Regions from separate parts of the Homo sapiens genome. Here regions 2, 3, 4, 5 and 6 are each linked to region 1. Evidence: chromatin loops called from intact Hi-C (ENCODE). Cell type or tissue: Caco-2. All regions are shown on one strand. Region 1 has its middle 45 kb from the start of SPAG16-DT. Region 2 has its middle 20 kb from the start of MIR4776-1. Region 3 has its middle 18 kb from the start of LINC01878. Region 4 holds the start of LOC107985981 (a long non-coding RNA gene). Region 5 overlaps LOC105373864 (a long non-coding RNA gene). Region 6 has its middle 62 kb from the start of MIR4776-1.

Evidence for each region. Peaks named below come from ENCODE experiments on the same cell type or tissue, not always from the same donor. Only the 100,000 strongest peaks of a DNase experiment are listed, where the experiment ranks them.
Region 2: a loop joins it to region 1, with 5 times the contacts of the local background. A loop is called at or near these places in 4 of 110 quality-filtered maps.
Region 3: a loop joins it to region 1, with 8 times the contacts of the local background. A loop is called at or near these places in 12 of 110 quality-filtered maps.
Region 4: it touches region 1 in a loop (8-fold over the local background); 7 of 110 quality-filtered maps call a loop at or near these places.
Region 5: a loop joins it to region 1, with 10 times the contacts of the local background. A loop is called at or near these places in 9 of 110 quality-filtered maps.
Region 6: it touches region 1 in a loop (8-fold over the local background); 8 of 110 quality-filtered maps call a loop at or near these places.

The regions. Positions count from the first base shown.
Region 1 is chr2:213,236,889-213,241,888 of GRCh38, reverse strand. No RefSeq gene overlaps it. Among named protein-coding and RNA genes, the nearest start is that of SPAG16-DT, 45 kb to the left of the region's middle. In Caco-2, no CTCF peak of the experiment used is centred here; a DNase peak (open chromatin) is centred at 2,698.
Region 2 is chr2:212,903,261-212,908,260 of GRCh38, reverse strand. No RefSeq gene overlaps it. Among named protein-coding and RNA genes, the nearest start is that of MIR4776-1, 20 kb to the left of the region's middle. In Caco-2, no CTCF peak of the experiment used is centred here; a DNase peak (open chromatin) is centred at 2,130.
Region 3 is chr2:212,774,886-212,779,885 of GRCh38, reverse strand. No RefSeq gene overlaps it. Among named protein-coding and RNA genes, the nearest start is that of LINC01878, 18 kb to the left of the region's middle. In Caco-2, a CTCF peak has its summit at 2,740 (motif pointing left); a DNase peak (open chromatin) is centred at 2,575; H3K27me3 peaks cover 125 bases.
Region 4 is chr2:213,186,359-213,191,358 of GRCh38, reverse strand. LOC107985981 (a long non-coding RNA gene) reads right to left here and starts at 2,920. Exons shown (of 5, transcript XR_007088069.1): 1 at 2,769-2,920; 2 at 2,143-2,217. RefSeq lists enhancers at 323-1,183, 2,046-2,906, 2,907-3,769. In Caco-2, no CTCF peak of the experiment used is centred here; DNase peaks (open chromatin) are centred at 1,668 and 2,988; H3K4me3 peaks cover 540 bases.
Region 5 is chr2:213,173,678-213,178,677 of GRCh38, reverse strand. It overlaps LOC105373864 (a long non-coding RNA gene), which reads right to left. Exons shown (of 3, transcript XR_923851.3): 3 at 4,408-4,612. Among named protein-coding and RNA genes, the nearest start is that of LINC01953, 8.5 kb to the right of the region's middle. In Caco-2, no CTCF peak of the experiment used is centred here; a DNase peak (open chromatin) is centred at 2,837.
Region 6 is chr2:212,861,374-212,866,373 of GRCh38, reverse strand. No RefSeq gene overlaps it. Among named protein-coding and RNA genes, the nearest start is that of MIR4776-1, 62 kb to the left of the region's middle. RefSeq lists an enhancer at 2,895-3,189. In Caco-2, a CTCF peak has its summit at 3,054 (motif pointing left); a DNase peak (open chromatin) is centred at 3,003.

The sequences.
Region 1 (5,000 bases):
GTATAAAACTGAAAATGTTGTTGCAACAAGGCAAACAGGTCAGATGGGGGGAAAAGTGATGAAGTGTTGCATCACTTCAATAGTATATTTTCTTGACCAAATATAGTTGTCATGAAAATTAGCAGATTCAGAGAAAAAATATAGCTTAGACAACTGCTTGCTAATATCAGTTCTAAAAGCATGGTAAAAGTTTATTTCCCATAGGTCATTCAATGACATGTGCTTCTAAGTTAAGTGCCAGTATCTGTAACCAATATCTGTTCTAGGAGCTCTCATTTAAACAAGTGAAAATACATCAAAAGAACTGAAACAAATCAGCAGTCACCATTCAGGATTTATTTGTATTAATCTACTTAACTCAAAACACTTTTTTTCTTGATCTCTACTGTTTACTGCACCTATATCTTAAAAAACCATAAGCCATATACAACAAATACAATAGATAGGAATGTGTATAGCTGGCCAATATTAAAACATCAGGATTGCTTCACATCTGATACCTCTTATTGCAGCAAACCCTGCATCTTCAGTCACTTGCCAGTCATTTCTGATTGATTATTTTTAAAGTATGTATCTGATTTTTTAATCGTTTGTATATTTTTAACAATAGATTCTTAGAAATATAAACTTGTCTGTGTCTAAAAATATGGGTTCCTGGGTCTACAGAGTTAGAATATCCAAGCATGGATGAGAATTTGCATTAACAAACTAACCAAGTCATTCTGTTCTTATCTTTCACAGAGGTCACTGTAGAACAACTGTTGTTTTCATTTAGCCCCTCTGCCTAAAATGTTAGGAAAGCAAAACACTGGTGAACAGTGTTTGAGAAAAATGTAGACTAAATTTAAATACCTGTAAGCAGAGTATACCAACCTCTCATCTCAATTCCCACACCAACTTAGCAACTGCAGAGGTTACTTACATGCCTGGCTGCAGAGGCACTGGAATTTGCTACTGTTGACCTCAGTTATTAGGGGAAAATTATCATTACCTGTTGTAGAAAGATGCTAAGCATATAAGGCAGACAAGGTACTGTGCTGACTTATATTATTTAATTAAAGTAAGCTTTCTTTTCTTTATGTTCTGGAGATCTCCATAAGTTGGAAAGGCCACTGGTCAATGTTGTTTAAGAACAAGGATCATCTTTCAATTAAAATGTTTTCAATTATAGATAGACTGAGCTACATTGGCACAATGGTTTTAAGATAAAAGTAACACAGTTTTAAACACTAATCCATGAGATCTGAAAATAAATAAAATCACTCTTAAATGTTAGGCACTATTTTAGTATGTCAAACTTAAGTATGTTTATTGAGTTTTGAATATTCAATAAACTTTTTTTAATATCTACTATTTTTAGAGATTCAATAACCAAATAGTGTGGCAAAACAAATTCAAATGAAAAATGCATGCTATTTTTAATTTCTCTTGGGTTGTTGGGAGCGTATATAAATATATAATATATGTGTGTGTACATGTGTGTATAAATATATGTTTCACTTTTAAATGACTATTGATTTTCACCTAACAAATATTTCTCCAATTATATATTTTTTACGATGTCTTGATGCATATCTGTATATTCTATGCAATATGTATAAATAGGAGCCTTACAAAAATAACGATATTTTAAAGTATAAGTGTCCAAAAAGAATAGCCTGTGAGTACTAAGCAATGCTCTCTCAAAGGAGAGTTTTTTGTCTGTTTGTTTGTTTGTTTTTTGAAACGTAGCTTTGCTCTTGTTGCCCAGGCTGGAGTGCAGTGGTGCGATCTCAGCTCACTGCAACCTCCACCTCCCAGGTTCAAGAGATTCTCCTGCCTCAGCCTCCTGAGTAGCTGGGATTACAGGCATGAGCCACCATGCCTGGCTAATTTTTGTATTTTTAGTAGAGACGGGGTTTCACTATGTTGGTCAGGCTGGTCTCGAACTTCTGACCTAGCAAACCACCCACCTCAGCCTCCCAAAGTGCTGGGGTGACAGGCGTGAGCCACCGCACCCAGCCTCAAAGGAGAGTTTTACCTTTGAACATTCACTTATTTTGCAGGCTTAGTATTTTTTTTAAGTTAAAGTTAAAGTTAACCGAATGTTATTACATAAAGTCATATAAAAATAGAGCCAACAACTAACTAATAGTATTTGTCTTTTTTATTCTATTTTAAAATATGTAATTATTCTTAAATCAAAACTAAAATCCTGGCAACTAATATTGTTCTGTTATAAAAATAAGCCTTCATACTTGTTCCTGATTTCAAAATATGTAGAGTAAGAAATCCACCTCGGTTTTGTACCTATGTGAGAACTTGGTGTTTACATCTGTTTCTTTCATTTATTGACAACACGCATACTAGGAACAAACTGCTTCTCTTCTTTATGTGGATAGTTCATTCTAATCTGTGTAATAAATATGACCATTTTGTCTCATTTCATAATATTCTGAAACAATCTCCATTTTTCTAGTGTGAGTTATTTCTGGCTGTCCTTGTGTCAATAAGGCACATGATGGCTTGGTTTTAGAAAAACTAAACTTTCCAGTTTGGTAACTATAGAAAAGTTTAAAATGGAGTTATCTCAGGAGAAGGAATTACTTGTGTATTTTTGCAGCTTATGAACCTTAAGTGTGAATGAATTTGATATTCTGCCTTTAATATTATGGCACTTAGTCTTGAATTCTTAACATGGCTTTGGCAACACCCCAAGTCCCAGTGCAAAGGGTATTACACGTTTATCTGTTCCGATTTTAGGTTGAGCAACAAGACTGCTTTTGTTCAAAGAATAACTAACAGATGAGTAATAAAGTCACTTACCCAAAACCAGATTCCATTGTCAATAAGAGGAGATTTGGATTGTACAGTTTCATCTGACAACTATGTTGGAATTCAACTTTTTAGCAGAAGTCAGAAAGCAACTGTTCTTTCAACCAAACTGTTTTTTTCTCAAGAATACACCAGCAATCTCTGAAGCATTTTCATTTGACCACTTTTTTTAGAAGGGGCTCGTAAGCTTGTGTTATACTAAAGCTTAGCTCCTCAAGCAAACTGGTGTTTTCCCTTTTTGTTATCAGTAGAGGACTTTCATTGTTGCTTTTTTTCTTCAGTAGAGTTTTTGAAATCTGCAGGGGCTTTTCTGTTTTTCTTTTGTTTTGCTCTTTTTTGCTTTTTTTTAAAGAAAGTTTTTAAATGTTCATTTAGTAATGGAGTCAAAGTGGAACCAGGAAGGCAATTCTTAAAAAAAAAAAAATTGTCCAAAACTAAAATTCCTGACCTTAATGGAAAATAAAAAATTTTACCATTAAATCATGAGACAAATGCAGTTAGGATATATCAGCTATCAAAGTGCAGAAATCAAGTCTCCATGAGAAATAAACCTTTGCTGCTGGGTATGTAATAATAAATTTATTTATATTATATATTTATTTCTCATGAAAATGCCTACTGCTTAGATAGGGGTACATTGATACTAATTTCTGTGTAGCACTCTTGGTGGGTTCCTCCCAATTCGGCAGACTTAGCACTTCTCCTCAATATAGGAATAAATTTTAAGATAAAATAGATTAAAATATTTTCAATTTTTCTTCTCTCATGGAGACATCTACAATGCTGCCCATGTAGGGCAGCTGGTTAGGAATACATGTTTACTAGACTTATATTTGTACAATTCTCAACTTCAGTTGTTACAGTAAATTAACAATTGCCCCAGCCAAAAAACTATTTTCTCTGTTATGATTTTTCTGTACTTTTTAAACAGATTTCTCTGCCTAATTTTATACACATTTTCTGTTGCCTTCCCAGTCATTTTTTCTTTTTTTCCCAGAAACAATTCTTTCTAATAAATTTTGACTTTCACATAATTATGCTGATTTGGGGTGTCATGTTTCTACAAGGTACCTTTCTCGTGAACTCCAGCATCCACGACAGCCTGCTGTCTTCTCTCCATGGTATTCTGAACAAGTCACCAACCTTGGTCTCTGATAAACAAAACTGAGGCTTAAACTGCCTTTTATTTCACTTTTATTTCACTTTTATTTCACAAAAGGCTCTTTTTAGCCTAATTCCTTATAGTCCATATTCTAATATTATTTCTCAATTTTAAACCTTTTCCTATAATCCAGAGTCAAAGTATTATTTCCAGTTTCTAACTATAAAGTAACTCTAATTGCTTTTTTGCATATGCAGTAATTAGGAAGTGTTTAGAACATGGTGTTTTAGCACATATGATGAAAATTTAAAAACAATCTTGACTTAAATCTAGAATGTTTTTCAAGACAAGTATAACAGAATAGTCACTAATAAATTTATGATGAGGGTCAGAAATGGTAGATCAATGTATGAGTAAGAACATATGCCTTTCCTTTTTTCCTATAACCACGGCACAGTTAATCTAATAGTTTTTCAGTATTCTTTGAACCCTCAGTTAATGACTATAGCTAAAGACAGCACATTAGGTCATCCAATTATCTGATTTATTTTTATATGTTCATGTTTATATTTTCAGATTCTTTCACTATGATGGCAGAAAATCAAGACTTGGAGGAGACTGTTATATAAAGTTTCTCTAACATTCATTACATTTATCTAAGGACTCTATCAGATACTTTCAGTGTGGTCTCTCCTAAGTTCATTGAAATTCAAAATAATTAATTGAAGTAAAGCCCTGCATTTGTGCATGCGTTCTGAGCAATTAAGTGGAGTGAAACACATGTATTGCTAATCTTGCATGCTGTGATTAAGATAGAAATGAAGACGTCCATCAAACGAGATTACTTCTTCATCAACAAGGCTCAGAAATGTTTCTACAGCTGTTTAGATCGTTTTAATTGTATCAGAGCCTCTCACATCATGGTTTAAGTGAGGCACTATTTCCCCCCATTAAAAAAGAGAATATGAAGATATGAGAGTATACTAATCCGCATGTGAAAGAAATCACAATGCATTTAAAGGTTTCTTTACCAATAAAATTAGATTAGCTAAAGAAACAAAAGGCATTTGTGTGTTTATGATCT
Region 2 (5,000 bases), 330 kb after region 1:
TTTTCAAGTCATTTATGCAACTTGAATAATTAAAATATTCATTGGTAAGAGCTGCCTGATGTCTTTAAAGTCAGGAAATTGTCTTATGCCAAAAGTAGACAAACTCAAACACCAAAAGGTCAAGCTAAGTTTGAAATTTCACAACATCCCAAAATGTAATTATTCTAAAAAAATTTAAGTGTTTGCTAATCCCTCATGCTTATTATCACACGGTAGAAAAATAATAAATTCCTTTAACTTCACAGTATTTATTGTTCCTTTTTTACATTTGAAAAATCTTTGCCTATGTGTCTTTCTCTTGCTAAAGTTACCTCCAAATTATGTTGGGGAAAAGCCTGGACTATTAAGGACATTGGCAACAAAATCTTGTCATCTCTTTTTGTAAAAAATAAACATTAATAAATGCTTCCAGTTCTTTTCTAATTAAAAATAAAGCATAATGATGAAGATACATTTTGCTTCAATTATATCTAAATATTTCTAAGAGTTGTGATTATTATTCCCATTTTTTAGATGTAGAAATCAAAGTCCTGATAGAATAGACAGACTGGGAAACCACATCTTAACTAAATATGTTAAACTTTGCCTGAAATACTTTAGAAATACTTAATGAGAAGCATGCACAAAGGAGATAACGGATACATTTGGCCCTAGTGAAATACTCAAGATTAATCTGTTTACTTCTATGTAAGAGGATGAGATGAAGAAAATGTGAAAATAAGGAATGCTGAAAATGCTACCATGTTTATAGCATAAAGATGACAAAATTAGGAGCTGAAAGATCTACTTTCAAATTCAGACTCTTCTATTTTTTAGCTCTATGAGCTTGGGCAAGTCACTTGATCTCTGAGTCTCTATTCCCTCATCCCTTTAGTGGGAATAATGACACCTTATAGATTTGTGAGAATAAAGTAAGATGTTATTGAATGAGTATTTCATAAATTAAAAATTACTATATATAAATAAAATATTCACAATAGTATGGAAATATAGGGGTAGTCCCTACATATAATGAAATTAGAAACATTTAAATTTGACCCATGTTATTTATTTTGTTTCATACTACAGATTTAATTTTCCCTCATCCTTACTGTGACATAGAATCTTATGAAAACATAACATGTAACTTATTTAAATAAATTATTGCAAAAAACTATAAAAAATCTACTTATTTTCCCATCTTTGCATCATTTTTACAAAAAGAGCCCTTTCTTTGCTTTGTTTATTCTAAACTTAAAACATCTTTAATGTCTTGGAAAATTAATCAATTTAATTTAACATGGACATTTAATTTAAGATGGACAATGGCGTTTCAAATAAGACGTTCTTTCAGGAAAAAGAGGATCAGAGGGCTTGGGGCCCAGGATCTGGGTGGCTGGTGGGGGCGGAAAAAGAAAACAAATCATTCAGTTGGAAACAAGCTGATACCTGCCAGAACAATCCATGGAAGTCACCCATTGCTGTACATGTTGTGTTTATAGTATAATTAAAAATGGATTAAAGAGAACTAGAGCATAGCACCTCTGATTGCTGCTCGCCTTCACACTCAAGAACGAGAAAGCCATACTGTTAAATTTAGCCAGTGGCACTCAACTAAGCCCAAGCTGTCTAGCCTGGCCTGTGGGTTAGGAGTGCTTTAACAAAGGATGAACAGTTAGTTTTCCTCTCTGAGATGTTTCCAGTAAAATAGCAAAGAAAAAAAAAATTAAAAAGTTGATTTTTTTTTTTAAGCCAGAAATGCCATAACTAAGGAACATGAGACATTCTCTTCTCTCTCCTTCTCTTAATGTGATTCCTTGAGCTTTAGAATTGGTAATTCTGAATATATTGGGCCTTTTTATGTGCCTTATTGAGGTTTCAGATATGACATTTTCATTCTCTCAAAGAACATATGACTCTGTACAGGGGCCTTGCTAACCTGTAAATCCTGGGGAATTTAAAACCTTCTTTTTTGTTTTTTCAGTCTACGAGGTGCTAGTTACCTACCCTTTTCCCTGAATAAGGAAGCTGCTTCCTCTGTTCTTTGCCCTTTCCCTCTCCTCCTTTCAAAATGAGTTTCATTGTGTTTACCCAGAAATGGGGCTTTGTGGCAATTAAAAGATTCCAGAGTGGCAGAGGCTAACGTACCAGTAGAGCTGGATTCCAGCTTTCCATGGTAACACCCAGCTTCCCTTCTCTAACCACCTCCTTCTAGTCCACACAGACAATTCTAATCCTACCTCTGTGGTTGCTCTGAAAAGGCATCCAGTTTGGTTATCAGAAAAGATCTTTCTTAAACAAATATTTACCAGCGTCTGTTTTACTCTTTGGAGGAGTGAGTAGAGGAAGGGCTTGATTCTCTTAATCCTTTTGGATCACACATTGTGTAGATGATGATAGAATGTAGTCGAGTGTACTAGCACTGGAGCCCAACCTGCAAGGAGAATGACGCTTTATTGCCTCAATGATCACAAACCTTAAGTGGCTTGATTGGCTACTCATCTCCTGGGTGACTATTATTCCTATCGCCTTCCACTACAAGTCCCTTCCTCTGCATGGCAGAAATCCAGGAACATTCCATGAGGGTTACGATATTTTCCTTTTACAATAATGGGCCTTACCTTTCTCTTGGTTCCATGAACCCTTTAAATGTCAAAGTGATTCACATGGGAGGAACTGATCCTACACTCTTCATTGAAATGCTTAAGGATGTAAGATCTTTTCTCTCATGAAATGGTGTGATGCTTATCTTTTTGCTAATAATGCACTGCAGGTTTGTCACCCTAACATTATCAGTCTGCACGTAGCCAGGAAGTCTGTTGGATAAAAAGGCACAAGGAATGTACAGTATTTGGGGAAATATATTTTCTAGAGCCCTCACTTTTCCTATAGGCTTTAGGACCCCCTAACTACTGTGAAGATTATCCCAAGAAAGGATTGGTTCTCCATGTCCTTATGTTGTTGGATATTTCATTTTTATTAGCCACGTCTTAGTTTGAGGATGGTTCCCATCAGTAGTAACCCAAATTAATTTGTCTTTCATGTAATCTGACTGTATTTCCCACAAATGTTAATAGACGAAAGTTTATTCAAGTTGTTCATTTACCTCACGTTTATTCTGAATTAGATTTCAAGTTCTTTTACAAAAGAACAAGTCAGAAAAAGAAGAGTGAGATATTAAAATCTCAAGAAAGAACACACTAAGCATTTTAAAATTCATTCACAACAACATATTGAGAGCCTTTTCTGCTATAGTTGGACTCTAGCAGGGACCAATTCCTCCACTTAGGACCTAGATCCTATCCACTCCTGCCTACTCAGGGATATCACTGTGGTGGTTTTTTTCTCTCCTGTCTATGTCATCAATTGTTTCACCTCTTCTGAATCTTTCTCATCTGCATACAAATGCGCTGGTATACTCCCATCTTAGAAAGCCCTCTTTTGACCTGACTCACCCTGGCTACTTCTTCATTCCTCTCCTTCCCTTTTTAGACAAAGTCCCTGGAGGTGTTGAGTCCACTTACAGTCTCTAAGTTCTCTATTTTCTCTTGAACTTACTCCAATAAGGCCCCCAGTACTCCAGTGAAATGACTACTCTTGTCAAAGTCACGAATGAGCCTCACAACACCACATACAACGGTCAGTTCTCCATCCTCATGTTACTTAATCTATAGTAGCGTTTAACACTATCATATCTAAAATGTATCTAAGTTGACATTACAGTGCACTATTTCTAGGATCCACAGCTTCAACTTTCTCTTATTGGCTGATGACCTTCAAGTTTACTTCTCGAATCCAGATCTGATAATTGTCAGAGGCATGGATGAATGATGAATGAATTTCCTTTACTACACTTTATCTTAGGTGTTCTGACAATAATATTATTAAACGGAATGCTCATTTTAATACCTTCAGAAGTATTAACTTGTTACAACTTTACTGATGAGACTCTGAAATGTGGTCTTCTTTTTCCAAGGGAAGTTACTTTAGTAACAATCATAAAGCACTGCAGCTTTATCCTTATGTTTTTTTATTTATTATTATTATTATTATTATTATTTTTTTTTGAGAGCAAGTCTTGCTCTGTCACCCAGGCTGGAGTGCAGTGGTGTGATCTCGGCTCACCACAAGCTCCGCCTCCCGGGTTCACGCCATTCTCCTGCCTCAGCCTCCCGAGTAGCTAGGACTATAGGCCCCTGCCACCACGCCCGGCTAATTTTTTGTATTTTTAGTAGAGACGGGGTTTCACTGTGTTAGCCAGGATGGTCTCGATTTCCTGCCCTTGTGATCTGCCCGCCTCGGCCTCCCAAAGTGCTGGGATTACAGGCGTGAGCCACTGCACCCGGCCTATCCTTATGTTTTATAAACAGTGAAAGTTGTACATGTATAGATAGTCTGTCATGCCAATTCTGTGATTTTTTTCAATCTATGAGAAGAATTAACTTTGATGCTAATCCTCACCAATAATTAATTGGAATCTGATCTGTGGTCTCATAAAAACATCATGGATAAAATATTATTTTCATGCTCTTGTCTTCCAGCTTGGCCCCTGCCTCTACTGTGCATTCATACTGCTCTGGACTCAGCTCTGAGTCCCTATGATTGACCTGTATTCTCACAACCAGGAAGCACAATGCCCAGCAGGTTTCTAGCCTGTCTGATCCTGTCCCAAAGCTTGGTAACCAAGTCCTGTTTTACTGATTGTGGTCTACTTAATTCCATGCTTCCTGGTTCTTGACCTTGGCTACAAACTGGTTTATGAAATATTCCTAATAGAAGTGAACTTCCTGTAATAAGAGGACCCTTACAGTAAGATTTTAATTTCCTTACTAATGCAGGAATGAAACTGTTGATCAGAGTTGCAGTATTGATTCTTCCTGTGGCCATGGATACACATATGGGTAAGACATAGAGTTTCTTATGTATTTTATTATAATAACTCCCTCACCACCACCTTTACCATGTGGAACTTACACTAGCCTAGAATGATTTAGATTGGCTTGGATAATCCCAGCATTATA
Region 3 (5,000 bases), 460 kb after region 1:
GTGGTTACTCTGACTGGGGTTCAAGTCCTGGCACTTATTAGCTTTGTAATTCTGGGCCGGATTCTTAACAAGTGTTTTCTTCAGGTTTCCCACCTGTAAGTTAAGAATAATAATAATGAGACACTTCTTGATGTGTATTGAAAATTGCACAACATGAAGTCTGTGCCCGAAACTTTTCATTAATGGCTGAGACAAAGATATCTGTTACTGGACTTCTTACATCATAATATTACCGTAATGTGTTTACTTTTGGAAATACACTATGATTCTCAACTTTTAAAAAACTTCCAAAGTTCACTATTTAGTGCTTTTTGTTCATTTTTAAAATTTTTGTTTGCTAGACAACTATTTTCTTAAGACCCACAGGGTGCCAGATGCTTTAGTCAAAGATGAAGACCCCATACTACTTAAAGGAATTGACAAACTAAGGGTGGCACCAGGTCATAGAAATTCATAATTACGATACAATATGGAACTAGATTGAATAAAATGTGGTGGCAACACAGACATTCAGCTACTGTCCTCCTTTCCCACCATTCATTTGACAAATATGTGTACCAAGTCACTGTTATGTGCCAGAGACTTCTGGGCACAGGGGATAGACCAGGGAAGAAAATAAACTCCTGGCCTCCCTGAGCTAAAATTCCAGTGGGATAATAGAGAGTATATTTATGAGCAAATAAATAAAGAAAACTGAGGTCCAGTGAGTGCTATGAAAAAAATTAAGCAGCATTAAAAACCAGAGAGTGACTGGAGTTGGAGTTTTAGAAAGGGCGGTCAGCAAAGGCCTTTGTGAGGGGTAAAATGTGAGCAGGGACCTGAAGGAAGTGGGGTGAGGAAGCAAGCCTTGTAGACGTCAGAGGAATAGACTTCCTGACAGCTAATAGTAGGTAGAAATGCCTCAGGCTATTGTCAAAAGATGGCAGTGAGGCCAATATGGTCTCAGTGGAGCACGTCAAGGGAAGAGTGCTTTGAAATAAATTAAGAGAAGTAGAGAGGTCAATCATAGCAGGGTTACAGGAGGTTTTAGAGAAGGGGAGCAGCAAAATCCAAGTTGCATTTTGGCTGATGTGTGAACAGTCTCTGTTGGTAGTAGAATGGAAGCTAAAGGCAGAGAGCCTTTGTTTTTCCCTGGCTTTGAACTTGCTGTTGAAGCTATTTCACATGAACCTAGGAGATGGTGGTTGGCTTTTTCTTAAATCTATTTCCTGGCCATCCCCCTGGCTATGGAGTTTTCCCATGCCATATACTTTGGCATATTGCACCTCAGATGTAATTCATTTGTGCTTTTCTTGTCACTTTGGTGTAATAACAGGCCCTTCTGCAGACTTTACTTTCAATCAGAACCTTCCTTTTTCTTTCCCTCACCTTCAAAGCTATTTTTATTATTGTCTAAGACTTGGACTCTCCTGCCACTATTGCCATTTAACTATGTCAAATGATGAGACATGTGACATCACAGGTGTAAGCTCCATCTAAGCTATTATACATAGAAATTACTGTCCTTTGATTTCAAAGTTTAATTTACTGAAAATATTGAATAGGAAAACACACTACTTTAAAATATTGTCAATATTTTTGGCTAATTTTATATATTCTTCAGTGATTTTCTTCCCCTAGTCTGTTATGTTTATTTCATTCAACAAATATTATTAAGCACTTGGGGCCCTGTGCTAGTTGCTGGACATGGTTTTGTCACTGAGATCAGTGGATAGTCATTTTAAGGAAAAAATTTGTAACAATATATGTTTCCTGAGTTTTTGGTTAATTTTTGTTACTGACTTGTATATATAAACGTATATATATATATGTGCCTGTATGTGTGTATATACAATATTTTATATATATACATATATGTGTGTGTCTCATGTAATAGTATTTACTATTTATTTAGCTATCTCTTTGTGCCAAGCATTTTCCTGACATGACTTAAGCCCCTCAGTAACCATGCAATATGTATTATTAGTATTTTAAAGATTAGGAAATTGTGGAGCTAACTTGCCCAAGATCAAGAAGACAAAAAGGATGAAGAACCAGAATTCAAGTCCGAGTCAATGTGACTCTAATGCTCACACTGATTCCCCAAAAGAGTGTTATTGTAGCAAAATGAAGAATGTGTTCAATGGCAAAGAAATGTACTTCTAAGAAAAGCAAAACTGGGCTTAGAAGTCTTTGCCCTCAAAATCACTTTTCTGTAAGTCGAGATTCCCAGTAAAGAGAGAGATATTTCATTTTCAGTGAACACATATGGATATTTACATCATTGACTTCATCTTTTGAGCCTTGTACAATACTCATCTGCATTTTCCTCTTTTTGTTAGTCTGTTGCTTCCCTATAAATAAAAGATTGCAAAAAGCTCTTAAATCACATTCAATGAAACACTAAATCCTTAGGCTTTTACAAGCTTTTGTAAAACTGTAGTGATCTTGGTGAAAAATGTCCTGGCTGGTTATCTAGTGAACAGATGAGCTCACCCCTGGTATGCAAAGCTGCCGAATTAGCTGGTTAAACAGGCTGCTGAGATAATTACATTGTCTGTTTTGTGACACATTACACCGGTGCACTTGGGATTAACCTGTTCTCTTGTGTCTACTTCTGATCAGTTTTTTAGACAGTCTTTTATCTGATGAAGGAGCACAGACATCAAAAGAGAAAGGGGCGTGGGTGAAAAGAAAGGGCTCACATGAAGCTGAAGAGTTAAATTTTCTATTTAAATTACTGAACATATATCCCTTATTTCCATAACTTTAGTTGCTCTCTAGAGACCTCTGCTGGAAGTGATAGGTATAGATGAACATTCTATTTTCCCTCCCAATTCATTGTTTTCATTTTTACTGTGGCTATTGTATCATAAACTCAGTAACTAATTTAAGAATGAAATTCCAACATTCATGTCATATACATAACACATTATCTACAAAGATGTACTTGAGACAGAAAACTTGTGAGTTTTAAAAGTTTTGCAGGGCTTTCTAATGCTGGAAATCAACTATGATACTTAATCAGCACATATTTATATATTTGTTAGGCACCTACTATAGGCTTAGTAATTATAACTTTCTGTTCATTTATTATTTCCATATTTTGTTAATGCTACCAAGGTTCAAGTGGAATTGTTTAATTTGCAATTAAATGTTGCACATATAAAAACACAAAACAAACCATCCCTAAAGATTTTTATGAGCCTTTAGTTCCATATCATTATCCTGAAGGGGAAAAATTATTTAGACCTTCTGATTATGTGGGAATGTAGTGCATGTAAGATTTCATCATCAGTGATAATTTAGATAAAGAACAATTAAGAGAATAAATAGAAAACCTACTCATTAACAGCCTGTGGCAACTCAAATTGAATTTAACCAACTATTGAGCCTCTGGCTACAGGGAGATGCAATTTAAAGCAGGTATAATAGATTTTAGCAACTAAAATTTGTTCGTCACACTGTACCAACTAAGATATTAGTTAAATGGGGCAAGAAATTTCCTTTCATGTTAATGAACAGCAGATTTAACTCCTGCGGTCCTTTATATTTTCCCTCGAAATAGCTGTGCTTGACTTGATAGGCCAGCATTCAAATGAGGTTCTTGCAAAAAAGTATACAAGCTTTTGGGATGAGATTTAAGTCAGTCGAATCTGCATCCTTTAGGTACTTCTGATTTGTTTAAGCAATCTTTAAAAATATTGATATATTTCTTCCCTGGAGAAGGGTCCACAATATAATGTCATATGCAAAGGCTCTGAAAACTTCAACTGTAAATCTCTGTAGAAATGTTAGAGCACATGTTGACATGGGAACATCTCTAAAAATAATGTGTTTTCTTTTGGCATACTGCTGGCCCACAGTAAGTGCTTTGTAAAACTATCATTTGTACTCATTCCTACTGGATTAGTAGAAAACAGGCATCTATGCTGTAAGTTCGCTAATAATTGTGCATAAACAATTATGCACACAATATAAACAATTATGCACAAATATAAAGAATTTTTTAAAAATATTCTTATCAAGACAGATAAAGTCTATGTTCATCATTTTTACCGGAGTCAGTTCTACTGAGATTAGATCTGTCTAGCTTTATTATTATTGCTTAATGCAGACAAAAGAGAAAATAAATCATCATAATTGTGTTTTTATTATCTTGGCTAATATACAGAAATCTTAAAATGTGTGTGTGTTTATTACTTGAGTTTCAGTGCCCCTTACACATAATTTTACCAAATTTTGTGATGAAACAAAAAGTGACTGAGATAACTTTATAAGATAAATGTATTTTCTAGTCAATTCAGGAAAAGGTGATTTTTTTTTCTTTTAAACTTTCAAAAATACTTTTGGCTGCACAGCTGTGTATTATAGTATCACCTAATAGTACTCTGGTATTGGACCTGCTGAATATCAGATACCGAGACTAAAGGACATTAAAATAATAGTTTTATATTTTCTAAACTTTTGGTTTGGATTTAATCAGTTTTTATGTTTATTCACAATGATTAGTGTACTCTTAGCATATATGCCTAATTTCTATTAATCCAGTGGGAATGAGTACAAATGATAGTTTGATGAAGCACTTACTATGGACCAGAAATATGCTAAAAGCTTTTCGTATTTAACCTCATTTAATCCTTCTAATGATCCATTGAGGTGGTGATTATTAAATACATTTTACAGATGAGGATATGTGTTTTAAAGAAATTAAATAACTTGCTGATGTTAGCATGGTCCAGGAGTTGCAGATCCTATCTTCAAAACCAGATTTTACTCTAAAGCCCAACGTGAGTACTATGTAAAGAGTACTTCTGAAAATGCATGCATTAATGCACTTCTTCCAGACTGGTGCCTCTTTTGGTAGTTGCATAGGCTTTGTATGTATTACTTAGAGAAGAGACTGGTGTTTAGCGTGGTAGAACCAGGATTAGAGCTCTAGTTTTCTTTCCCTGAAGCCCATGATCTTTCCTTCCACTTTAGTGGTGACAGTGGTGCTGATATCACAGATTCAAATTCCT
Region 4 (5,000 bases), 51 kb after region 1:
AATGGCGTGAACCCGGGAAGCGGAGCTTGCAGTGAGCCGAGATTGTGCCACTGCAGTCCGCAGTCTGACCTGGGCGACAGAGCGAGACTCCGTCTCAAAAAAAAAAAAAAACAAAGACAGGATCTGGCTCTGCTGCCCAGGCTCTAGTCTAGTGGGTGATTATAACTCATTGCAGCCTAGAACTCCTGGGCTCAAGGGATCCTTCCTCCTCAGCCTCTCAAGTACCTAGGACTACAGACGGCACCATCCCCCTGGCAAATTAAAAAAAAAAATTTTTGTAGACACAGGGTCTTGCTATGTTACCCAGACTAGTCTTGAACTCCTGGCCTCAAGTGATCCTCCTACCTTGGCCTCCCAAAGTGCTGGCTTTTCTGGTTTACAGGTGTGAGCCACCGTGCCCAGCCTTAAATTTCAAAATATAATTAAGTGGGAGGCAGGGTTCTCTTATATTTTTGCAAACACTAGCCATTTGTTCCAAAACATTTTTTTGGAAAACCCATTCAGTACATTGATTTGAAATATCACCTCTAAATTCCCAGGGACTTACAGCTATGTTTGCTTCTTTACTTTTTAATCTCTTCCATTGATCTGCCTGTTTACTCCGATGCTGTTACTCAAACACTATCACAGTTTCAATTGTCACACCTTAAAAATATGGCTTAAGGCCAGGCGCGGTGGCTCACGCCTGTAATCCCAGCACTTTGGGAGGCCGAGGCGGGCGGATCACGAGGTCAGGAGATGGAGAACATCTTGGCTAACGCGGTGAAACCCCGTCTCTACTAAAAATACAAAAAATTAGCCGGGCGTGGTGGTGGGCGCCTGTAGTCCCAGCTACTCGGGAGGCTGAGGCAGGAGAATGGCGTGAACCCGGGAGGCGGAGCTTGCAGTGAGCCAAGATCGCGCCACTGCACTCTAGCCTGGGCGACAGAGCGAGACTCTGCCTCAAAAAAAAAAAAAAAAAAAAAAAAAAGGTTTACTACACCACAGGCAAATTCCTACTTGTTTCTCTTTTTTTCTCAGAATGTTTCTGGATATTCCTACATTTAGTCTTCCAAATAAATGAGAGTTATGTTGTCATGTCAAATACAAAATGGATCTCTGTGTTATACTTACAAATAGTTTGCAGAAAATTTACATCTTTACAGTATCTGTCTTTCCAAAAAGACATGTCATGACTCTCCATTCATTCTATTAGTTTAGGCCCTTCATTTCGTTGGTTGGTTTGTGTTTTTTCCTTCATACAGGTTGTGTATATTTTTTGTTAAATTTATTCTTAGCATCCTTTGTATCGGGCCTGGACTTTGCAGAGGAAGATAAGATGCCCTGCTGTGTTGGTTTAAGCCTGAAACTCATCCCTCCTTCTAAGGCTTGGCTTATTTCTAAAAACACCATTCTCGAACTTTGATAGGCTTCCAATCAATTTTGTTCTTGCGAACTCCATGGTTTAAAATACAGAACCAGAAATCTTGAAATGAGAGGCTTCTCCCCGCATCGCTACATCCACCTTGTCACTGATTCTCAATAGCTGCAAACGTGACCCGAGAAAGCTTTAGTCGCTTAGCAACAAATGGGACTAGCTCCTCCCCTCCCCATTCTTCTAGAAAGAAAGGCTTAAGCCTCAAGGCCCTGAAGGGAAATATCAGTCAGAACTCACAGTAAAGGATCTTTCTTCCTTAATCTGCCTTTGCTTATTTCCAAAAGCCAGCGCTGCATTCCAAGCTTTGGTCACAGGATGGACTTAAAAAGGGATGTCTCCTCACGTGTGGGAGGGAGCTTGCATTGGTAACTGCCTCAGAGAGGCTCGAGTGCCAAGAATTCTCAGCTCCCCATCCTGCAGGATAACCTTATTCACTGTCAGGATCCCAACCTTATCCTTAGAAACATAGCTTAGTAGAAGACTCTACTGCTGTCATTGAGGGCTCTGAGGGCCGAAATCAGGGGCAGAGACGGCTTCCTCTGCACAGATACCTAACACCTTTGCAGATCCGGGTCTGTTTCCCACCAGGCAGCCCAGGGCAAGCTTGAGTTCCTGTGTTCCTTTTCCCGCTGTACTTCATTTAAGGCTACAAAGAGTTACTGATTCACACTTCCGTTCAGCTCATTTATTTAATTACCCAAATTAAAAAAAAATTTGATCCTCACCAGAGCCTTTTTCTGCCGGGACATAAAGCACAGCGTGACTGTCCTTGGTCAGGTGTCTGTCCTTGATCCAATCAGCTGTAGCCAGAGGTGGGGTAGAGTCAGAGGAAAAAGAATGTGGCCTTTATTCCTGTCTTTGGATACTATTACAAGGAGAGAATGTGACTAGGCAATAGTGATTAGCGTTTCTAGCATAATGTCCTTTGCTATTACCTTTTGAGTTGCATTATTTCAGCTCTCTTTTACATATCATATGGACGACTTTTGATGTCATTGGAGTTTTTGTCTATTAAATAAGTTGTTTAATCTCACTTTTATGTAGATTTAGTAATAGCGATATTTAATTTAATAACAAAGTAAATGTATTAAATGACTTAATTTAATAAAAGCAATCAGCATTTACAGAACTCTTGGTATGTGCCAGGTATTGCCATAATCCCTTGTTATATAAATAACATATTATCTTTTAATTCTTACATGCATGTTATTATCCCCATTTTATAGATGAGAAAACTGAGGCACAAACAGGTCAAGAAACTTGCTCGGTAGCACATACCAAGTAAGTAAACAGTGCACTAGGACTGGAACCTGGGCTAACTGCTTGCAGAGTGCAAGCTTTCCCCGCTCACCTTAGTTTCAGTCTTCTGTTATTTATGCTGTTTCTTCAACTTTTAATGTTTTGCCTCCTGTGGTCTCCTTGATACTGTTCCTGTCCACTTCAGACCTCCCCTCTTCAGATTAGGGTTCTCCCTTCCTTCATCTGAGGGAACTTGGTAACTACGAAAATGTCAGATCAGAGAAGCAAAGTGAGGAGGGGCAGAGTGCTCACTTTACATTCCAGAGATGCCAGCATGGCCTAGGAATGTTGTTGAACTCTGGTGGGAAAGAGGCTCAAGGCCCCGTCATTCCTCAGAGCCTGCCTGCAGCGCCAACCTTTGTCTCTCTAATATTAGGATTTCCCAGAATTTCCTCACTTTCCTATAAGTCTGTGCTACCCTGGAAAAAAAAAATGGTATATGGGTTCTAAATGCTGCCATATTTGGAAGAACTTCTTTAAGATTTGTGGTCTGTGTTTGGTATCATTCCCGACATCAGTATTACTCCCCTGTGCACCCTGCATCCCACTGCACTGTACCTGTCATTGATTTACTTCCAATCAAAGAAGTACATTTTTGTTCGGGGGTGGAATATGTGCCCTCATGCTGCCATCTTTCTGGAATTGTTAACTTCCTTTTGATTCATCCTACATTCCAACAACATGAGGAAAATTTTTCAGCTATCCACTATAGCCATTGAAACTAGGCCTAAATATTTTAAGAATAAACAACCAGCAAAAATTTATTGTTTCTGTACATAGGCTGCACTTAACTGGGGTGCATAAAAAGTAAATTTAAAGGAAACTAAAAATAATGATAATAATAAGCAGTAATGTTAATATTTTATGTAAGAAAATCATTTAGCATATGTCTCTAGTGTAAGTGAATAGCTATCTACCAGGAATCTAAATGTCATTATAAATGCTATTTATTTATAAAAGAAATCTTATTGAAACCAGGAAAAACATTAAAAGAACATTACCCTGCTACCTGGTACAAAGTTCATCAGTTTCTCGTTTGTAGTTTGTATTCTGGGATGTAGCAATGAATTAGATTCTGGATGTCTGACAAAATTTCACAGACTCGAGTAAAGTCAATGGAAGTTTTTCATGAGTCAGATCATGTTCCTTAAGTTATTTAAACCCGAAGTATGGATTTGGACTAATAGATGGATGAGAAATCAATTAAGGTCAAGCAGTTTATAATTAATGTCTAGGCCAATGAACATTGCAGAAAGCTCATTCCAAAAATTATGCCAAAGTAAGACAAAATAATTTTTCAAATAACTGAGAGAATGCTCATTGAGTCTTACATTTTATTGGGAAAGGTAAACAAAATGGAGCAGTAATGTCTCCTTTTAAAAGTAATTTAAAGTTCCCATGCTGGGATTATTACACATTGTACGCCTGTACCAAAATATCTCATGTACCCCGTAAATATAATATACCTACTATGTACCCACAAAAATTAAAAATGAAAGTAATTTAAAGATTAGCTGAAAAATCTTTATATTCCATGAGAATCATCTGTCACATCTTTCTTGAAATCTTACCAATAAAAGTAAAAATGTGTGTGTTTGTCTTTCATTAATATTCCACAAACTAGTATAAGAAAAAATTTCTGAAGTATTTTTTCTGCTACAGAAAAAAGTCTAAATATAATACCTACTAAAACTCATGAAATACAAAATCCTTTCTCACTGCCAGAGTCCTATAAGGGGGATGCAATATGATCAGAATTATTTCTGGTTTTGCAAACATCAATTATGAAAACCATTAGGATTGTGTTTTTACCAGTAACTGCTTACCACATATCTGGGAATTTGGTATACTTTTCACAAATGAGGGAGCTAATGCAGTTTTATGTTATAACTTACCTCAAAATAGTACCATACCTCTCAAGGCACATCCTAGGTCTTGGAGATACTGAGTGCCCCACAGGAAATTGTATCTATGCTCTGAGGGAAAAAGAAAAATATCACAAGACATGTAAACTCATGCAAAGGAAGGGGGTAGAGCAGAGAGAACAAAGAGAACAGAGAAAGGGATAAAAATTTTAAAAGAGGAAATTATGACTGCTATTTCACTACAAAGTAATGATTCTGGTTTTAATGTGAAAATTTTTATTGCTTTTTAGTTATACTACATACATCTTCTAGAAAAGAAAAAAAATCGTTTAAAAAATTATGGCATATGGTTGAAAGCTAACCTTATGCCCTCAGTGAGGGGGCAATTAATTCAGTCAGTGTTTAGCATCCAGTTGTAA
Region 5 (5,000 bases), 63 kb after region 1:
CAGATTTTTCACTCACACTTACTATTCCATTTTTTTCCTTTGATGTTTAGATATCACAATATACCACTTTTTAGCCCTTTTGCATTTCTACTTTTCTCTCTGTCTCCACCCCCCGGGAAAGATTGGCTCTTCCTCGTTATTTTCAGAATTTCATAATCTGCCTCATGTTTTTCTCCTGTTATTTAAAATTTGGTTGCTATCCTCAACAATGTCAAATCATTGGTTGAATCTTCACATGATATAAATAATTTAAAATTCTTGGCTTTCCTTAAATCCACCAGGCTATGTGTCTTCTCCATAACGTCTCTCCAGCAATCTGACCAACTCCTTGCAAATGGTATCCTCACAAGGTTCAGATTCACTAAGATTTAAGCCTTAATCTCTTTCCTCTTTGACCATAAACTTGCCTACTGCCTGTCTCTCTTCCACTGTACTGTTCTCCCTCTCCATACAGAGCTTCCATCATTTCATCCTTTCCACATAAAACTTAAATATTCAGTTGACACTTCTTGCTACAACTTCCTAAGTCTGGAAACTACTCCTCAATGCTTCAATCTCAAAGAAACTAGGTTTCCACAGTGCAGCCCCCTACCTTAAAATCCCTTCTGTTTTTCTTTTTCCCATCTCAATTTCTTGACCCCATCTTATATACAAAACCTGTTTCATGGGGAGTACTGCTTAATTTAAGGCTTTGCTCATCCAAAGTCTACAGTGATTTTCCATTACCTAAAATGATACTAGGTTTGTTGAGCAATCACTCAGTGAGTGCCACACTATGCATATTATTGATAATGCACAAGTCTGACACACAAGTATGAGGAAACCACAGCTTTGGGAGAGGTTTAAAAGTTTGCCTAGTGTTCCATATCTAGTGAATGCGGCTGCTGAAAATCAGCCCCAGGTCCTGTCCTTTGTTCCACAGAGGGAAAGCTTTGGCTGACCCTTCCAGGCTTTCTGTAATCTGTTTTGAATTTTTAATTTCTCCCTCATTACTCCTCAGTATGAATTATACATTCAAGTTAAACTGGTTTACTTGCAACCCCATGGACAAATCAGTGATTATTTTCACCTTGTATTCTTTGTTCACCCTCTTTCCGATAGAAAAAGTAGGTGTAGAAACAGTTTACTCTTACTTCTGTATTTACTCAAATCCTTCTGAATTTCTAAGGATTCACTCAGCTTTCACCTCCAGAAGACTTTCTGCACACAGTGGTTCCTCTCTCTTCTGAATTCTCACAGCACTTGTCTGTATAACTCACTTGGAACTTTATCATGTAGGTTTTATATTCAAGTTGTCATATGCATATATGGGCTCTTATTGTTAAGAATATATGATCCCTGAGAACAGAGTCTGTGTCTTATGTCTTTGTGTCTTCCATACAGTGCTAAGTATATGAGAAGGTCATAGCACAGAATGTTGAATAAAGTAAACTTAAAAAAAAAACAAACTTGGGTCTAAGGTGTTTTGCTTCTTGGCCTGTGTATGTATTTTCCCTGCAGAAACACAAGTTTAAAAATAGGGTGCTTGTGATGATTAATTTTATGGGTTAACTTGACTGGGCTAAAGGATGCCCAGATAGCTGGTAAAACTTTATTTTTGTGTGTGTCTGTGAGGGTATTTCCAGAAGAGATTAGCATTTTTGTAAGTAGACCAAGTAAAGAAGACCACCCTCACCAGCCTGTTGAGGGCCTAAATAGAACAATAAGGCAGAGGAAGGGTAAATTCTCTCTCTCTCTTTTTGAGCTGGGACATCCATCTTCTTCTGCCCTGGGATATTGGAACTTCTGGTCCCTAGGCCTTTGGACTCTAGGACTTACACCAGCCTTTCCTCCTATCCCCAGTTCTCAGTCCTTCAGACTCAGACTAAATTATAGTCATCCCTTGGTATCTGCAGAGGATTGGTTCCAGGACTCATAGAAAGTACCAAAATCCACAGATGCTCAAGTCTCTTACATAAAATGGAGTAGTATTTGCATATAACCTGTGCACATCCTTTTGAATATTTTAAATCACTTATAGATTACTTATAATACCTAATAAAATGTAAATGTTATGTAAATAGTTGCTATACTGTATTTTTTAAATTTGTATTTTTTAAAATACTTTTCTTTTCTGAATATTTTCTATCCATGGTGGATTGCATCCATGGAACCCACAGATACAGTGGGCTGACTACACCACCAGCTTTCCTGGTTCTCCAGCTTGCAAACAGTAGATGGAGGGACTTCTTGGCCTCCATAATCAAGTGAGCCAATTCCCATAATAAATCAATATATCGATGTCCTATTGATTCTGTTTCTCTGGAGAACCCTGACTAGTAAATTCAGTGCTAGAGCATAAATTTCTTCTTCCTAAGCCTTCTCTGTTTTCTTGGCAACTCAGTGGCCACTTCTCACTCTTTATGCAGAGTAAAAATTACCAAATTTCTTCAGAGTCAATTAGTTAACAAATATTTGTTGAGCACCAATGTAGTTTCTTTGTGGAGTTTTAGGACTTCTGCTTCCAAGGGCATGGAGTTTAAGTGTTAAAGGGGCAGTCACACTCCCTCATTTTGAGTTTGTTCATTCTCCTCTTTGGGTTATTGGGCAACAAGCTTCTAAGTTACTATAGACTCATCCAAAGACTGGTGACCTTCTTAGACTTTAAAATGTTGTTCTACTTGCTCATCAAGATGTACCTCCTTTTTTGTCCTGGAGTTGACAAGGAACTTCAGTGGATTCTGGGTTCATTTTTATTAAACAGTAAATAGAAATTGTCAGTCACTTGGGTATATTGATGACAAGCTATATCTTAAGTGAAGGTAAATGCTCATCAGCCCCTAAAATATTTGCCCAGAGGGCAGCTTTAAATTCTCCTGTATTTACTTAAGAAGACCGGAGGTCATGGCTCTGAATTCTTATTCTAACTAAGCAGGGTGTTTTTATTACCCTAAATCCCTGGAATATGGCAGTGTTATCTCCCTACACAAATCTTGGGATTATTGCCCTGAAGTAACATTAAATGCATGTGGTTTCAAAAAATGAAAAGCAAACCAATCCCAACAACCAAACAAGTAAAAAAAAAAAAAAACTTTGAAGGTGGTTTTGGAACTGAGAGTGAATTGTAGAGTTCAGTTGTACAGTTTTTGCAACTTTTTTCCTGTAAATCTAAAACTAATCTAAAAGTAAAAGTTTATTTAAAAAAATAGATTCTAACAACAAAAAAAGGATAGAAGACAGCGTAAATGTCATTAGTCTCCCATTTTAGTCTTTCAAGTTTCAAATTTCAAATTCAAGTTTCAAATTCTTTTCTTACTATGACGACATTGGAGTAGGAACAGAAAATTCTATCCATTGTATCAATTGAATTGTAAGATATTTCTACTTTTTCTTTTTAAGACCTCTTGCTTGATTTGCTGAGAGTCAATCAGATAAAAAATAAAAGCCATTCCAACCTTCATGAGAGATAAAGACTTAAGTGAATTGACATAATATATTGTCCTTCATATATAATCATAAGGCTGACACACTGTCAATAGCAGTCAGTTTCGAATTAAGCAGTGATGACATGTTGCTGCTGAGCTATTCACAAAGAGCTAGAGGACATATTCAGTGGAAGATGGGCCTGGAGCTTGGTTGGAAGTGGTACTGGGACTAAGTCAGATTCCAGGACACCTGGATGAAAGTCAAAATAGTGCCTGAGGCAAATTTTGCCCACAGCATGAAATTCTTCCCACCTTTGGCCAGGATTATTACCAGGAACTGGGCTAGAACAAAACTTGCCAATAGTGGTCCAATAGTGCACATTTCAGCCCAACAGCCTCAAAAGTGGTATACCCTAAGAGGTCTGCAGAAAAATCCCTCAGGTTAAAGAAAGAAAACATTAGAACTTGTACTTCTATTTATTTTTATCTAAAAAGAAATACATTACACTTTATTGATATTTACTATATGAGTTGACCCTGGTATCCTCACTAGATCTGCTCGTTAGCCAATCTTCAGTAGAAGGGAACATGGTTTTCACAAGCCTTGTTTCTATTAGAAGGGACTTTACTAGGCAAAGTCTTGGTCTTTCTACCCCTCCAACCCGATACTGTCAGTCCTCTCCTTGGACTACTGGAATTCTGTCCTCTCCCTGGGGGACACCTGCCTCTCTATAGCAACACCTAAATGGATTGGGTAAATTTGCTATATCTGGGGTCTTTGTAGCAGGCCCATCTGGTACTTATATTAAGCTACATTCTTTAATCTAGATTTCATAATACTAAACATGAGAATTTGCCTTCATATGTTACATGTTGCTTCATTTCTCAGTTTGTTTAGAAAAGAGGCCCCATTAGAGACCCTAACAGTCTTTTCTCACATGTGATTATATGAGGTTTTTTGAGGGAAATGGAGGAGTTCCATAACTGGAGGGCTTGACAAGGGTAACTTCATTCATTTATTTACTTTCAGTCTCTTACAGTTCACCCATGTGTGACTGATTTTATGTGTGTCAGATATCTTTCATTGGCCCCTCTAGATTTATTTTTCACTCCTTCTTCTTAGCCCTGAGAAAGGGCTCTCTTGATTGTCAGCTTCTGGTTGGTGACATTTTCTGTCATAGCCAGTGGCTATACTGCCTAATAGATACCTGCAAAAATATAAATAAGCAATTCCTTAATGGTAGAGGTAATATTTTAACAATAAGTGAAACAGTAATTACTTTCAAAAAGAATATACATTTTGAAAAGGGATTTTGGGGATGGTGTCTACTAGAACATTCTTTTACAGCTGAAGCAATGTAAGTAAATCTGCCATCTTTAAAAACACTTTTCATATTCTGATAGCTAAAAAATTTAAATACAAAATTTTCTGACATGCCAAAAATATTACAGTATGTTTGAAGTACATTTGTCAAAAACAAACTAGCCAATCCTTTGATTACTTTGTAAGAACTACTAACATTAAGATGGAAATTGAAATTTATAAGTAAAATTTCAAAATCATCTTTGTATAAATTGGTGAGTAGGACTGAAAAC
Region 6 (5,000 bases), 380 kb after region 1:
CCTAATAAAATAGCAACAATGTTAAAGCTGACAAATATACTATAAAAAGAAAAATATAAAATATAGTTTGCAAATATAGATGCAAAAATTCTAAAGAAAATATTTACAAATAGAATCTAGAAATATATTGAAAACTAAGTAGATTTTATTTTAAGAATACAAGGATGGTTCAATATCTGGAAATCAATCAACATCATTTATTACATAATTTTGTTTAAAGGGAACCATATGACTAAACCATTAAATGCTAATAAGTATTTCAGACAATCAAATAGCCATTTCTAACAAAAATATAAGTGAAATAAGAAGGAAACTGCATAAATAAGATATTGGTTTCCCCAAATCCAATATCTAGTGATTATTCTGAGTTGTTAAACAAGAAAAGTATTTCAATTAAAATCAGATATTACACAGGGATACCTGTTATTACCACTGCAACATTGGGAGATTCGAGGGAATGCAATAAGTTAATAAAGTGAAGTAATTGATATAAAGGCTATTGGTGGAAAAATTGTGCATTTGAAAATTCAAATTATATGTAAAAGCTTCTTAGAAAAAATGTGGCATGGTATCTGCATAAGAAACAAATATAAAAAAAGTGTTTTCTTAGAAATAGAAATATGTAATTTCCTCATAATATGACTATTCCTTCACAACAGTAATTAGACCTATAAAAATCTTAAAAATAAACTTAAGATCAACCCCCCAAAATAGAGAAAACTAAAAAAAAAATTGACAAAGGACATAAAAGACAAATGATAACCTTGACTATATTCTAAGATGAGAAGAGTTAATATCTTTAAAATGTCAATCTCCACAAAAGTGATGCATAAATTTAATGCATTTTCATCCCATCAGAATAACATTAGCATTTGGTTTGTTCATTTTCAAATTGAATATAATGAGCTTAAGATTCCTATATAACAATACATTTGATGACAGCCAAGAAAGAGTGAAGAATGGTGGGAAAACATTTGACTTACATGAAAATAAAAATATTTTAAAGTAAATAAAATAAATAATGAATTAGCCCATGATATAAAATCAGGCCAGGAGAAGGGAGGACTCAAAATCCTCCAGAATACACAAACATTAAATAGATGACAATGCTGGTATTTTTCTTCAGTGAGGAAAGCCGGTTTATTTAATAAAGAGTGCAGACAAAACTGGCTTTACTCCTGAAGGAAAACAAAATTAAATTTCTTTGAATTTTTTTATCCAAATGATATAAGAAATAAATTTTAGATAGAACAGAGACCTAAATATAAAACATAAGACAACGAAAAATTGGGAGATTAAATGTACTATCTATAGGTAGAAGAAACCCTTTTAAATAATGTAAGAAATCTAGAAGCTATGAAGAAAAGTATGTATTTGGCTGTGGAAAACACATGGCTCATCCAAGGGCTATTCCCTTCTTTTGTAAGGAGAACTTTCTTGGGCAGGGTGTGGTGGCTTACATCTGTAATTCCAGCACTTTGGGAGGCCAAGGTGGGCAGATCATTTCAGGCCAGGAGTTTGAGACCAGCCTAGCCAACACGGTGAAACCCTGTCTCTACTAAAAATTCAAAAAAAAAATAGCCCGATGTGGTGGCACACGCCTGTAGTCCCAGCTACTAAGGAGACTGAGGCAGGAGAATCACTGGAACCTGGGAGGAGGAGGTTGCAGTGAGCCGAGATCATGCCACTGCACTTCAGCCTGGGTGAGAGAGTGTGACTCCGTCTCAAAAAAAAAAAAAAAAAAATAGCCGTATGTGAGGGCACACACACCTATGTAATCCCAGCTACTCTGGAGGCTGAGGCGCACAAGAATTTCTCGAACCCAGGAGGTAGAGGTTGCAGTGAGCTGAGATTGTACCACTATACTCTAGGCTGCATAGCAGAGAGAGACTCTGACTCAAAAATAAGATAAAATAAATAAAATAAAATAAAATAAAATAAAATAAATAAAATAAAATAAATAAAATAAAATAAAATAAAATAAAATATAAAATAAAATAAAATAAAATAAGAGAAAGAGAGAGCTTTCTCACTGCCCCAGTACCTCTGCTTTCTACCTTTGAACACAACCATGTGAAAACACCATGTTTGTATCTTAGAAGCTATCTTATGTCTAACAGTCAATATTTAGGCTTAGGATAAAAAGCTAAAACACTTAGATGAAAGAGCAAAAGGATGAATGGAAAGGGGATGAATCCATGATGTTCCCTCTAAGCCAAGGAACTATCTTAGAATTTCACATCCAAATATCTTGTTGGTAAGATTTTTTTAAAAAATTCTTTTTTGGAAACTGTTATTCAATTACTTGAGTAAACTTTTTTGTAGTTGATTTGGCTAATATAAGCACTTAAAATGTACAGCAAATAGCTTAAAGTCAGTTTTTGTTTTCAAAATGGCAGCACAGAATCAATCTGGCTTCACTACGCACCCCCACCCACAACAGAAAAACCAAAACCAAATAAACAGCACTGAGATTATCACCAGCATTATCCCAGAATTCAAATATAAAGATGAGACAGTTTCCAGGGCCACAAGTAAGTGAAAAAACGTTGAGCAAATGATAAGGGAATTGGACTTCCATACCTGTGATGCCCCTCCCATCAGTCAGCTTGGCACCAAGCACATGGGAAGTCTGCCTCTAACTCATGGTTTCTACACTAGAAAAAGTGAGGTCATGGCAGATGGCCAGTTTCCCCATCATCTTGGGTTCCCTGGCAGGATATCTGTCCCTGCTTCAACACAGCAAAGCTTTCCTAGTGCCTGAAAGGAAAAATATTCCTTAGGATAGGCAGAGACAAAATGTGGAGATGGGACTACCATCCTCAGCCAGGGAAACTCTGCTCTGTAGCTCAGCCAAAGGAGACGCCAAAGCAGAGTGGTTGTTCAGCAGCATCACCCTGTAGGAAGTACTTTACACAGGTCCTCTGCGCATGAACCAGTCTTCCCACACAGCCAGGATACTATCTGTTTGGGACCCACCCGATTCAGGTCAGGCAGCGTTCTGTTTGCTAGAGCACAGGCAAAGCTGGCTTTCAGGCGCCATCTAGTGCCAAAAAAGAGGCAGCAACCTAGTGGGGAAAAAAGAAAAGGAATTCATCAGGTAAATTACAAAGACTCTAACAAAATGTGTCCAATTATAAAACAAAACAAGCCAGACAGAAAAGACTGGAATCAGTAACTAATCATTCAATGCAAATACATAAATGTACACCCACAAGAAACAACAGCAAACAAGGAGGAACTATGACCTCTCCAAATAGATAAAACAAGGAACCAGTGAATGACCCTAATGAGCACTATATGAGCTCTCTGAGCAAGAATTCAACATAAAGTAAAAGTCAAGTGATAGATTTGGGAAAATTGAGCCATAATAGAAAAAGAATTCTTAAAAAGTAATAAAAGTGGAAAATATATAAATAACTAGGTGGAAATATGAGCAAAATATATGACTAGAGTTTTTACAAAAGGGCAAGTGCCAGTGACCTGTTAACATATGAAAAGGTTCCTAGACTTCCAAGTAAACAGGGAAATTAAAATTAAAATGACAATTATATGATTTTATACACAGCCAACTGGAACATTTAAAAATGTATTAGCCATTTTTCATAGAGATTTGCAGAAAAGTATTCTTCTATGCATTGATAGTGAAAGTGTTGCTATAACCTCTTTGAAATAACAATCTGGGAAAATCTATGAAAATTTAAAATTCCCTTTGATCTAGTAATATAACCCATAGGAAACTCACCCATAAATATGAAAGGGTAGATGTAGAAGAATGTTTAAAACAGCATTATTCAAAATAGTAAAGTTCTCAAACCAAAACTTCACACCTTGGAATATCATGCAGCCACCAAGAGAAATGAATTAGAACGGTTACAGTTTACTCAGAGTTTTCCATGATCAGAGACAAAAACAAGGTGTCAAGTCACATTACATTATAATAGGTTTGAATTTTCTTTTAAACAACACCACAAACAAGTAAATGCCCTGTATTTTCAACTCCAGTATTTAAGATTGTTCTTTACAGGCACCCCAGGGCCTGTTCCATCACTCTTAATATATAACTAAATGATTAGAGCATTAATGATATAAAACATCCACCTGAATTATTAACTACTTATCTTGGTTTTGCCAGAGCAGATGCAGATTAGAGGATACGGCAGTGTACAGGTTGACAGAAGGATAAGAGGACAGTGGAGTGAAGAATAAAGAAAATGACTACCTTTTAAAATAATACAATATAGTTCTATTTATATATAATATTATATGTGTGCATATGAGGATATGTTATTTTGTGTTCACATATTATTTATTAGAAAAAACAGAGTTTAGTTAATTCCTACATATTTTTGGGTGGCCATAATATATTGTTAACTGAATAAAAGGACACCCAGGGTAAGAGAATATGATGCCATTTTGATGTTTTATTTAAAGGAAACCAAAGCCTTCTGTGTGTATATGTGGCTGTATATGCACAGGTGTATATGGGTGAGTGCGTGTATAGGGTGTGTATGTGTGTGTAGGAGAGGAAATTAAGTGAGAAAAGATAAAAATAATTTTATAAACCCTCTTTATATTGTTTATCTTGTTACCACAGTTAGATATTGGTTTTATAATTTGGAAAACGTCAAATGAATAAATTAGAATAAAAACTTTATTTATTATTTACTTTTACTATACTTTAAGTTCTAGGGTACATGTGTAAAATGTGTAGGTTTGTTATATATGTATACATGTGCCATGTTGGTGTGCTGCACCCATTAACTCATCATTTACATTAGCTATATCTCCTAATGCTATCCCTCCCTACTCTCCCCACCCCACGACAGGCCCCGGTGTGTGATGTTACCCTTCCTGTGTCCAAGTGTTCTCATTGTTCAATTCCCACCTATGAGTGAGAACATGCGGTGTTTGGTTTTCTGTCCTTGTGATAGTTTGCTGAGAATGATGGTTTCCAGCTTCATCCATGTCCCTACATAGGACACAAACTCATCCTTTTT